Linked DNA regions of Homo sapiens: region 2 is linked to region 1. Evidence: read pairs that join two places in POLR2A ChIA-PET (ENCODE). Cell type or tissue: A673. All regions are shown on one strand. Each heading gives the region's core, and the rest is flanking DNA. Links, peaks and the distances in the headings are about the cores only.

Region 1 (5,370 bases), core at 134-5,133:
AAAGGGCAAAGGAGCCAACAACCCAGAGGCAATCTCCCATCCAACCCCCGCACCTTGCAACACTTCTCAGAGGTTCAGATATCCAGTGTTTCCAATTCCTCAGCTTTCCCTAAACCTTCTCAGCTGCCTAGACAGGGCAGAGTAATGGAATGGAGTTGGGGAAAGGGTAGTCTATTGGTTCCCTCAGGGTAGCCCACCAGTTGAAGGATTCCTCCTGGCTACTCCCCAGCCCCTCAGCGGTGCCTTGCCTCTGGAGACCCCTCTCTGATCCCCATTCACAGCCTCCACCCCAAGGATCCCAGAGCACCCAAGAAACCACTTAGGTCTTCTCCTAGAGGAGTTCCCAAATATGTCAGATTCCTAAACCAGGGGCAATCTAGAAAGTCTGAGGTCTCCTAGGATACCGAAAGTTGGTTATTTTCCCCCCTCACCTCCTTCACCCCCCAGCCTGCCCCTCGGATCTCACTGGAATCCGCCCCCCCCACACACACCCTGCCTTTCAGGCACCTGTGGTGGAGTCACAGCAGGGTGAGGAGAGAGATGAGGCTCCCGGTGTTGTCTCTGGGGAGGCTGAGCCTGAGCTGACACTGCTGGACGAGGATCCCGGCTACCTTTGAGAATCTGCGAGGACCGCGCCCCGCCCCCGGGCCATTGCTGAGCGCTGAGTGTGGAAGCTCAGGCTGAGCTGAGCACAGGAGCCCCAAGCAGGCGCACCAGCGTCTGAAGCCCTCGGCCTGAGTTCTCAGTCCTTCCTCCAACCCTCCCCTTTCCCCGTGGCTCTCCTCTCCTCCTGCCCCTTTCGGCCAAGAGAGGAAACTTGAGCCCGATGTGGTTTCTGCCCACACCCCGCCCCCACCTTGCTCCTGGCCAGCGGGGGCACACATGGCTCCAAGCCTCTCCCAGCCCTCCTTTTCAGCCCAGGAGTCCAGCCAGGTCTGCGTTTCTCCCATGCATTTGACGAATTCCAACCTGATGGTCCACTCGAATGTGACCTTTAAACTTTATACAGGTTGTCGTCGCCTTGTGTCCCCACGGCTCTCCTAGGGACAGGGAAACTGAGTCATATCAAGGTGGAAGGCAGCTGAAGGTAAGGACCAGGTGTCTAGCTTCCCAGCTGTCTAGGCAGTTGGACGTTTAGGGTATAGCCTTCATTTACAGAAAACCTGGGCTCTGGGAACAAGGGCAGGGGAACTATTTGGAGGAGGAGGGGCAACTGACTGCTTTGATGTGTCCTTTCACCTGTAGCCTTCTCCCCTCCCCCCTCAGCCTCAGAAGTCCCAGGACAAAGGATTCTTTCTTGGCCAGGTTTTTGTCAGTGTGTGAAGGGAGTTAGGTGGGGGGCCACCCAGCAGGGAGATTATTCACCTCCCGTAAAGGGGACCCCAGGTGTCCTTTGTCCTCCTTTCTCCCAGGCAAAGCACCCCAGCCACATGGCACCCAACTCTGTTAGGCCAGTAAGTACCCTTATTCATCTTTTTTTTTTTTTTTTTCCAGAGAGGGGCTCACTCTGTCTCCCAGGCTGGAGTGCAGTGGTGTGAACATGTTTCACTACAGTCTCAAACTCCCAGGCTTAAGCAATCCTCCCACCTCAGCCTCCCAAGTAGCTGGTTCTATGGGTCAGTGCAACCATGCCCAGCTAATTTTTTTTTTTTTTTTTTTTTTTGGTAGAAGTGGTGTCTCACTATATTGCCTTGGCTGGTATTGAATTCTTGGGCTCAAGCAATCCTCCCCTCTTGGCCTCCCAAAGTGCTGGGATTACAGGCATGAGCCACCTCACCCAGCCCACTTATTCATCTTTTTGCCTGCAAGCTACACCACCAAAGCCCCAGGTCAAACATCTTTCTCCACAGACTGTGAGAAAAGAGCCTTTCTTCCTCCTAATTTGTAATGGCTTTCAGCTCTATATGTCTAGCTTCAATCCTGACATCTGCAGCTTACATTTTTTCTTCTTACAATGTTCAAGTTAAATTAGAAACATCTGAAGACTGGGGAAGCAGATAGGTGCCACTCTGGAGTAGGACTGGCATTCAACCAGCATGCTCTGATGGGATTGTATTTGCTGTTAAAATAATGAAAATGTTCAGTCCTAGTTGATAAAAGGCAGCTGCTGTGAGCCCTCTAAGTGTCCCCCACGACTCCACCAATAGCCTAGTTCTCCTCTAAGATCCCCAACAACCCAGCAACACAACCATGGAAGTAAAGAGGCAATGCTGGTACCATAAGGAGCCTCCTGTGCTGCCTGCTTCTGCTGGAATTGGCCAATGCCCATGCCAAACCTATGGTTAAATGCTTTGAATTCCATCCCTTTTCCAGTAGATCATGACTGCACATGCATGATCAAGGTAAGACAGGAGGCAATCCAATGCCTTCATTACATGTTACATGTGGGTTCAGAATCTCTTCAGACTTGGGCATGAATCTGGGTCACATATGTAGGCTCTCAGATATAATTCTCTCATTTGCATATTTATTTGGGCCACTCAGAGGGGATGAAGAATGGTAACAGTCACACTTGTGGCTGACTATATAATGATATCAGGTTATAGATAGTCAACAAACATTTATTGAATAAGAATTATCAGTTCAGGATACTGGTGTTGCATAGACAATTATGGGTAACACAAGGCTCATCATTCATTCATTCAACAAATATTTATTGAGTGTCTACTATGTTTTACATCCCAGGAACACAAAGATGAGCAAGACAGTCTGTATCTTCAGTCAAGTCTAGTCAGGGAATTACATTAATAAGGTGTATATAATAAAATAAAATAAAATAGGCCAGGCACGGTGGCTCATGCCTGTAATCCCAACACTTTGGGAGGCTGAGGCTGGCAGATCACCTGAGGTCGGGCGTTCGAGACCAGTCTGACCAACATGGTGAAACCCCTTCTCTACTAAAAATACAAAAATTAGCCAGGCGTGGTGGCATGTGCCTGTAATTCCAGCTACTCAGGAGGCTGAGGCAGGAGAATCACTTGAACCCAGGAGGTGGAGGTTGCAGTGAGCTGAGATCGTGCCACTGCACTCCAGCCTGGGCGACAGAGCAAGACTCTATCTAGAAAAAAAAAAAAAATTTGAATTAAAAAAATAAAGGTGTATATACAGTGCTATGGAGAAGAAGAGGAAATAAATTCTGCCCAGTGAAATTCAAGGAAGGCTTTACAGAGGAGGTGACAATTAAGTTAGGCTGTGGAGAAAAACTAGGAATTTCCCAGGCAGAGAAGTGGAAAAGAGTATTCCAAGCAAAGATGTGAAGGCATGGAGGCATAAAATACAGAGCAATACTTTGGGTTTGCTAGGTTGGGGTATGGGATGGGAAGTAGGAGAAGATAAGCCTGGAAAATTTGACAGGGGCTAAATTATACAATGTCTTGAGAGTCAATCTAGGGAGAGTGTACTTTATCCTATAAATAGTAGGGATTCATAGAAGTGTTTGAGGTCATCTACTACTTATTTGAAGGGACAGACATAGTCAAGTAGGGTGTTCTAAGTGAAGAGACAGCCTTCCTTCAATAAGGTGACTGGCTAGGTGGAGATGTCTCTCCCATCTCACCCTCACTCCTCTCCTACAGAAAAAGAGGACTTCACTGTGGTTCTCAGGCTGTGTTCTGGAGGCAGAACACCCTTTACAGCCCTCAAAGGAGGGGATGGTTCCTTTAGCCCCTTCCTCTCAGATTCCTGAAATCCAGACCAAACACCTTTCTACCTTAAGTCTCCTTTGTTTGATTTACAAATTGCAAAACATTAGGAGCCAGCCTGAATGGGTTGGATAGTGCCTAAGACTTGGTAAAGCAGGGATGTCTAAGGTTTTCCTATCCTCAAGATTCTCCCACTTCATCAAAGGTAGCAGAGACAGAATACGATACGGAGAAAACCACGGCCACATATCTTTACTATTTTATCATTCTCCACGTATGCTGCTAACCCACTCCCTAAAAGATTCACTTCTTGTCACACCTGGTCAACCCACCCCTACCCTCACCCTCATAACGTGTGTGTACACCACCAGCAGCAGCAGGTCAAGCCACAAGCAATGTTGCCAAACACCCCACTGAGTTATGCAACCAGCTTCCCGAGAAGGGCGGGGTGGGTAGAGGTGGAACCAGGGGAGGGCCATGGGTCCCAGAGGGAGCTGGCTGCCTTGCCTGCTTGCCTGCTGGTCTGACCGCAGTGGCCCCAGAGGGTGGGGGCAGGGCTGGCCCTTTATCAGTGCCCTGCAGGGTTGCACCCAACACCCCCTGGCTTCCTCTCTCAACAGACGGAAAGGGGAGGCAGCCACAGGGGGCAAGGGGAGGGCTGGGCGTTATCCTAGGCAGCAGAGCCGGGCGGTTACCCCGATGCTTGGGGGAGGTGGTAGAGGGGTCTGGGACCAAGGAATAGCGAGGCCCCTCTTAGCGGGGGGCCCTGGTATACACAGAGGCTCAGATGGTGGACTAGATTTTCTGAAGCATATAACTCATTGTTCCTTGTGTTCCAGTTTGGGTAAGGATAGGATTTAAAAAAGTCTTTGAGGAGGTTTCTTTCCTCAGATAACAATTTTTAGACGATTGACTCAGGAGTTAAGGGGAGACTGAACCCCATTCTCAGGACAAAAGGGTTTGGGGCTTTCAAGGGAGTTAGATACGACTGAGGTTCCCAGACCCTGGCATCTAAGAGTTAATGCCCTTTAGCAGAGCCTAGTACTAACACCAAAATGGATGAAGGCTGATAGATAAACCTAGTATAGTCCCAGAAGAAATAATCCCTGGGGCTTAATTCTACTGTATTTTATTATTATTGTTATTATTATTATTATTATTATTTTGAGATGGAGTCTTGCTCTGTCACCCAGGCCGAAATGCACTGGTGTGATCTCGGCTCACTGCAGCCTCCGCCTCCCGGTTTCAAGCGATTCTCCTGCCTCAGCTTCCCAAGTAGCTGGGATTACAGGCGCCTGCCACCACGCCCAGCTAATTTTTGTATTTTTAGTAGAGATGGGGTTTCACCATGTTGGCCTGGGGCTTAATTCTAAATCTAGAAAGAGAAGTAGTTTCACGGTGCATCATAGATCTTGAGTCTTATTAGTGGGCTTGAGGCTGGGCACAGTGGCTCACACCTCTAATCCCAGCACTTTGGGAGGCTGAGGAAGGAGAATCATTTCAGCCTAGGAGTTTGAGACCAGCCTGGGCAACATAGTGGGACCCTGGTTCTACAAAAAATTAAAAAAAAAATAGCCGGGCATGATGGCATGCACCTGTACTCCTAGCTACTCAGAAGGCTGAGGTGAAAGGATGGCTTGAGCCCAGGAGGTTGAGGCTGCAGTGAGCTGTGATTGTGCCAGTGCACTCCAGCCTGGGTGACAGAGCAAAACCCTGTCTCACAAAAACA
Region 2 (5,370 bases), core at 71-5,070, 74 kb before region 1:
CTTTAAATTTTTAACAGAAATATACCACACAGATAACTGACTGTGTTCTCTCTCACAAATATGTAATCACACACACACACACACACACAATAAGAATTGGAACTATTTTTCAAGATAATGAATCCGTTTTAGACATCACTGCTGAGAGAATCAGGAGTGCTGGGGATGGAGAGATGCTCCAGTTCCCAGGAAGAGAAAGATGGTAGTCTCCCCGCTTCCCCACATTTCCAAAGGAAATGAGGAAAAACCATCTACACTTTTCTTTCCAACTTAAACCTTTCCCTCACTCCCCCTTATTAGCTCTGTACTCTCTGACACATGAAAATAAAAAACAGGGGCCGGGTGCGGTGGCTCACACCTGTAATCCCAGCACTTTGGGAGTCCGAGGTGGGCGGATCACCGGAGATCAGGAGTTCGAGACCAGTCTGCCCAACATGGCGAAACCCTGTCTCTACTAAAAATACAAAAACTAGTTGGGCATAGTGGTGGGCACCTGTAATCCCAGCTACTCGGGAGGCTGAGGTAGGAAAATCACTTGAACCCAGGAGGCAGAAGGTGTAGTGAGCCGATATCGCACCATTGCACTCCAGCCTGGGCAACAAGAGCAAGACTCCATATCAAAAAAAACAAAAAATGGGAGAGGAAAATGGGAAGAACTGAGAAGACGATAAAAAGGAAAATACAGTAACTAGAAAGGACAATGAACAGTGAAAAGGTTAGGGAGAGGGAAATTAAAAGGGCAGAAAAAAACACGGAGGAAGCATCCTGTGACCTGCTCCAGAAGCAAGACATGTGGCTGCACCACACCCTTGAGCAGCAGGGAGCCCCAGCCCTGCTCTCTCCTGGGAGCATTGTGGCAGCCCCATCCTCTCTATCTCCCAGCTCCATGCGCAGACAGGACTAGAAGGGTAAGGCAGGAACTAGAGCAAGGGGGTATGTGACAGAGGACAGGCCCAGGCGTCTAGGAGCTGGGCTGTCCTGGCTCCTACCAAGAATAGCTGAAATGTACAGAAGCAGAGGATTATAGTGTGGAGTGGAGTGGGGAGAAGCAAAGGGGAAACAGGCTGCATAAGTAAGTGCTGCATGGAAACAGTCTGAAGGAATGGACTCTCCCATTCCTTCCTACACAGCAAAGGCAAGGACCCTAGTTTACCTGCCCTCCTACCTCAACCCCATCTCCACCCCCTATCCCTACCCCTACCCTTGCTGCAGATGTAGAAGCAGAATTTCTTTTTGTTCTTTTTTTTTTGAGACAGAGTTTTGCTCTTGTTGCCCAGGCTGGAGTGCAGTGGCATGATCTCGGCTCACCGCAATCTCTGCCTCCCGGGTTCAAGCAATTCTCCTGCCTCAGCCTCCCTAATAGCTAATTTTGTAAGAATTTCATAAGCTGCAGCAGCTGTGGTCAATACCTCAGCTTCCTACCAGCTTCCTTCTCCAGAAGATAGCAGCAGCAGAAAGAGGAATTAAAAGGAAAGGCTACAATAATAACCCTAAACCTTTTCATCTCAGCAGCCCCCAAATATATCAGCAAGCTCGATTCTCAGCATCTCTTCCTCCCTCCTTGGCTCATAACCAAATGATCAAACAACGCTTTGCTGAGACGAGGCATGAGGCTATTGAGCCAGCATCACCTCTCCCAGTGTGGGAGGGGGCATCACATTATACACATAAACAGAAGCACCTGTTTCCAGAAGCAGCATGGGGGAGAAAGAGCTCATAAAGAGTCCCAGATTGTTATAAGAAATAATTTGATGGGGTTAAAATTAAATGTCCAAATTGAGGTTGCTTATGGAATTTAAAGGGGATGTTGAGAACATGGGGTGGAGAGACTAGAAAAGGAAGAAAAGAAGACAAAGAGAAAAATACACACAATATAGTAGACAAAGGGGAGAAACCATAAAAAATACAGCCTCACAAATAAATGCAGAAGCTAAGAGAGAGGAGGGAGCCAGCAACTGGAAAGCAAGATGTTACAGCTGCGGAGTGGGAGGGGAAAGCAGGAGAGCAACAGGGAAGAGGAAAAAAGGCCAAGTAGCCAAAGAGCTGAGAATCAGACCCTTCCCTTCATCTGTCTTCATCTTCTCTGTGACTTTAAGCAGGTGAATTCTTGGGGTATTCTCACAGTGGCTGCTGCCTCATCTTGGCCTGAACAACAGAATCCCCGCAATGCCTGTGTGGCATGCCCACACACACCAGTTGGCCCCCAGCTTTCACCTTGTCTTCCTGTTCCCCAACACAGATGCACAAGTCACTCTCAAGGCTTGGGGAGCACTTTGGTGTGTCCACAGGATATAATGGGCTCTCCTCTGCACACACTCACATTCAGCAGCCCTCAGTACTGGGGCTTTCACCCCCAGCTCACACTTACTTCCAAAGAGCAGAGGCTGAGGGCTGCTGACTCTTAACAGAGCGATTTAGAACTGTGTGCTCAGGCCAGGCGCTGTGGCTCACACCTGTAATCTCAACACTTTGGGAGGCCGAGGCGGGCAGATCACTTGAGGTCAGGAGTTCGAGACCAGCCTTGTCAACATGGGGAAACCCTGTCTCTACTAAAAAAAAAAAAAAAAAAAAAAAAAAATTAGGCTGGGCACAGTGGCTCACGCCTGTAATCCTAGCTACTCAGGAGGCTGAGAGAGGAGAATCGCTTGCACCCGGGAGGCGGAGGTTGCAGTGAGTTGAGATCATGCCATTGCACTCCAGCCTACGCAACAAGAGCAAGACTCTGTCTCAAACAAAACAAAACAAAAATTAGCCAGGTGTGGTGGTGGGCGCCTGTAGTCCCAGCTACTCGGGAGGTTGAGGCAGGAGAATCGCTTGAACCTGGGAGGCAGAGGTTGCAGTAAGCCAAGATTACGCCACTGCACTCCAGCCTTGGCAAAAGAGCGAGACTCCATTTCAAAAAAAAAAAAAAAGAAAAACATAGAACTGTGTGCTCAGTGATCCAATGAAGGGGATTCCCACACAGTGATCCTCCATTTTCCCCAGGCTGCCAGTGCTGCACTGATTTCACAAGCTCTGAAGCTCTTTAATGAAGACAAAAGGAGAGGCAAAATTGCCCAGTTCCTGACTTCTCCAGCACACTGAGGCAAGATTCCTGGGAGGAGAGCTATGAGCAATGATGAGGTCATCTGAATGAACGCCATGCAGGCACAGCCCCTCACTGAGGGAAACAAAAACCAAGACATAGTTTAGGAATACAAGCGTGGGTGTCAAAACCCTGGAGTTGTGCTTTCCAGTGGGCCTGAGACAGAGACAAAGTGACATGATGTTTAGAGAGCAAGAAAGAGATCGAAAGGGAAGAGGGCAAGCAGTCTCAGGCTTCCATGGTAGGAAATAAATAATGTCCAGAAGGGTCTGGCTCTGAAGTGGACCAAATGGCTCTCCTGTCCCATGTTTATGAGGTCATGGACCATTAAGCCAGCCAACCTACAGATGTCTTCATAAGACTTTACGAGATTAGACTGGGGAGACCCTATAACTCAGCAAGAAAGGAAAACAAGAGGGGAGAATTGCAGGTAAGAGATGGTAGAAACAAGTGCTCCGCTCCAGAGGCCTCACATATCAGTGGGAGGATATCTGGGTTTGGTGACCCCTTCATCTTCCTCACTTCTCTCTTCTGTGAGTTTCTGCCTATCTCCATTAGATTCAGGGCTACATCAGGCTTATATTATTCGATAATTTCTTGATTATCCACATACTTTCCTCCTCCTAACTTCCAACTGACCTCACACCATGTTCCTGACCTGCAAGCCTTCCATCCTCAGAGAAGTTTCTTTGGTATTTGTGAAGCAAATCAGAAAGATAAAATACAAAGTTTACAAATTCACATATTTTCAAACCTGATTTAGACTGCATTTGCTTGATGTGGTATTCCATAAGTTCTAATAGCCATGAGATGACTCTTCCAGGGATCCCTAGGTTGCTGAAGCCTAATATTTATTCTCTGAACCATTAGGAGCAGAGAAGAGCATGGAAACCAGGAAAGGTACACACTGAACCAGTTAAGGAAATAAGAGTAGGAAACAGGATACGCATTATCTTATTTCCTCAGGCTTGCGCCAACCTGTGGTTATTTGCAGAAAGTCAGAGACCAATAATCCTTAGAAAAGAAGCCCATGTTCTCCAAGTCTTGTTGCTCTTTCAGAAATTGAGCTGACACTCCAGGGCCCAAATTAAAGAAGGGGCATAAGACCCAGATCTTTAAACCACCACTCAGAATCCATATTTGAAAAGCAACCATTTATTAGAACCAATACAAGAGTATGAAAAGGGGGAAAAGAGGAGGGTAGAAGAGGGGGAGAGAATGAGGTCTGCATCAGATGTCAGTTATGGAAACACATAAATGCTTACTTTTTAAACATTTACATTTAAAAGGTGAACATATATATAGACCACTTATACTTTAAAAAAAAAATCAAAAGCAGACATGTTTGGCTGAAATAAAACCAAGAAACACAGCTAAAACTCCCCCATAAACCTAAAAGTCCATGGAGAATTCAATTTCTCATTTCCATTCAGAAATCTGGCTACAAAGTGATTTGTTTGCTATTTGGGACAGTACAGAGTGCTGAAAGAAACCCAGCTCTTGAGTCTCTTAGATCCCATCCTGTAGGAAGTGGTGGGAAAGCCAGCGGACCATGGGCAAGTCAACTCCTGGCTACTTGGCAGGGAGTCAGACTGTGCTCTCTCCATTCCCCAGGACTCCACAGAACCATCTGGTACTGCTAGTGCTGGGTGAACAGTGAGAGCAGAGTCCACAAAACACAGAGAACCAGAATGTGACCGCAAGGAGCCAGGACCTTGTGCTTTTTCATGGATTACAAATCTAGGGCCAAGGAGAGGGAAAGCAGAAAGAGCCCTATTGGGAAGAGGAGCTGGCTGCGCCCCTAAACTGAGATGGAAAGAGTAAGGCTCTTGAGCCCACACCTGGCCAAGTAGAAATAGTGTCCAAAGTTTTCTCAAACCAGAGGGAAAAAAGGTCAAGGTTAGGTTCAGACTGCAGACACTAAGAGATGACAGATGTTGAATACGGTGAATGGGATGAAGCTTTAAGGATCAATGCCCAATTCTGAGTGTTATACACATTTCTAGGAAAAATAATTCCAATGTAGCTTTTGGGGGTGGGGGGTGGAAATAAGGTGGTCACATTTATTCAATCAGCTGGTCCCTATGAGGAAGGAGAGGCCCAGGTACAGATACCACAAAGGGGTACAGTGACCCAGCTGTCCTGGGATTGGTTGGGGAGTGGTAAGCAATGACATAAATCAAAACCATTGAGGGTTGCTTTGATCCTGAGACAGTCTGAGTCTGCTTCAAACCCATGGGGAAAGGAACTTTAATCCCCAACCTGCAGAGAGAAATACGCAGTAG

What was found. ChIA-PET counts read pairs that join two places held together with the same protein. Peaks named below come from ENCODE experiments on the same cell type or tissue, not always from the same donor. Only the 100,000 strongest peaks of a DNase experiment are listed, where the experiment ranks them.
Region 2: POLR2A ChIA-PET joins it to region 1 with 11 read pairs; 11 of 35 experiments call an interaction of 5 or more read pairs at or near these places.

Annotation. Positions count from the first base shown.
Region 1 is chr12:54,300,294-54,305,663 of GRCh38, forward strand. It overlaps NFE2 (nuclear factor, erythroid 2), which reads right to left and starts at 722. Exons shown (of 3, transcript NM_001136023.3): 1 at 508-722. RefSeq lists cis regulatory regions at 494-1,468, 3,268-3,768, 3,948-4,468 and an enhancer at 869-1,609. In A673, for the core only: no CTCF peak of the experiment used is centred there; no DNase peak of the experiment used is centred there.
Region 2 is chr12:54,226,722-54,232,091 of GRCh38, forward strand. It overlaps CBX5 (chromobox 5), which reads right to left. Exons shown (of 5, transcript NM_012117.3): 5 at 4,221-5,370. It overlaps MIR3198-2 (microRNA 3198-2), which reads right to left and starts at 4,755; the gene lies at 4,676-4,755. In A673, for the core only: no CTCF peak of the experiment used is centred there; a DNase peak (open chromatin) is centred at 3,110; H3K27ac peaks cover 641 bases.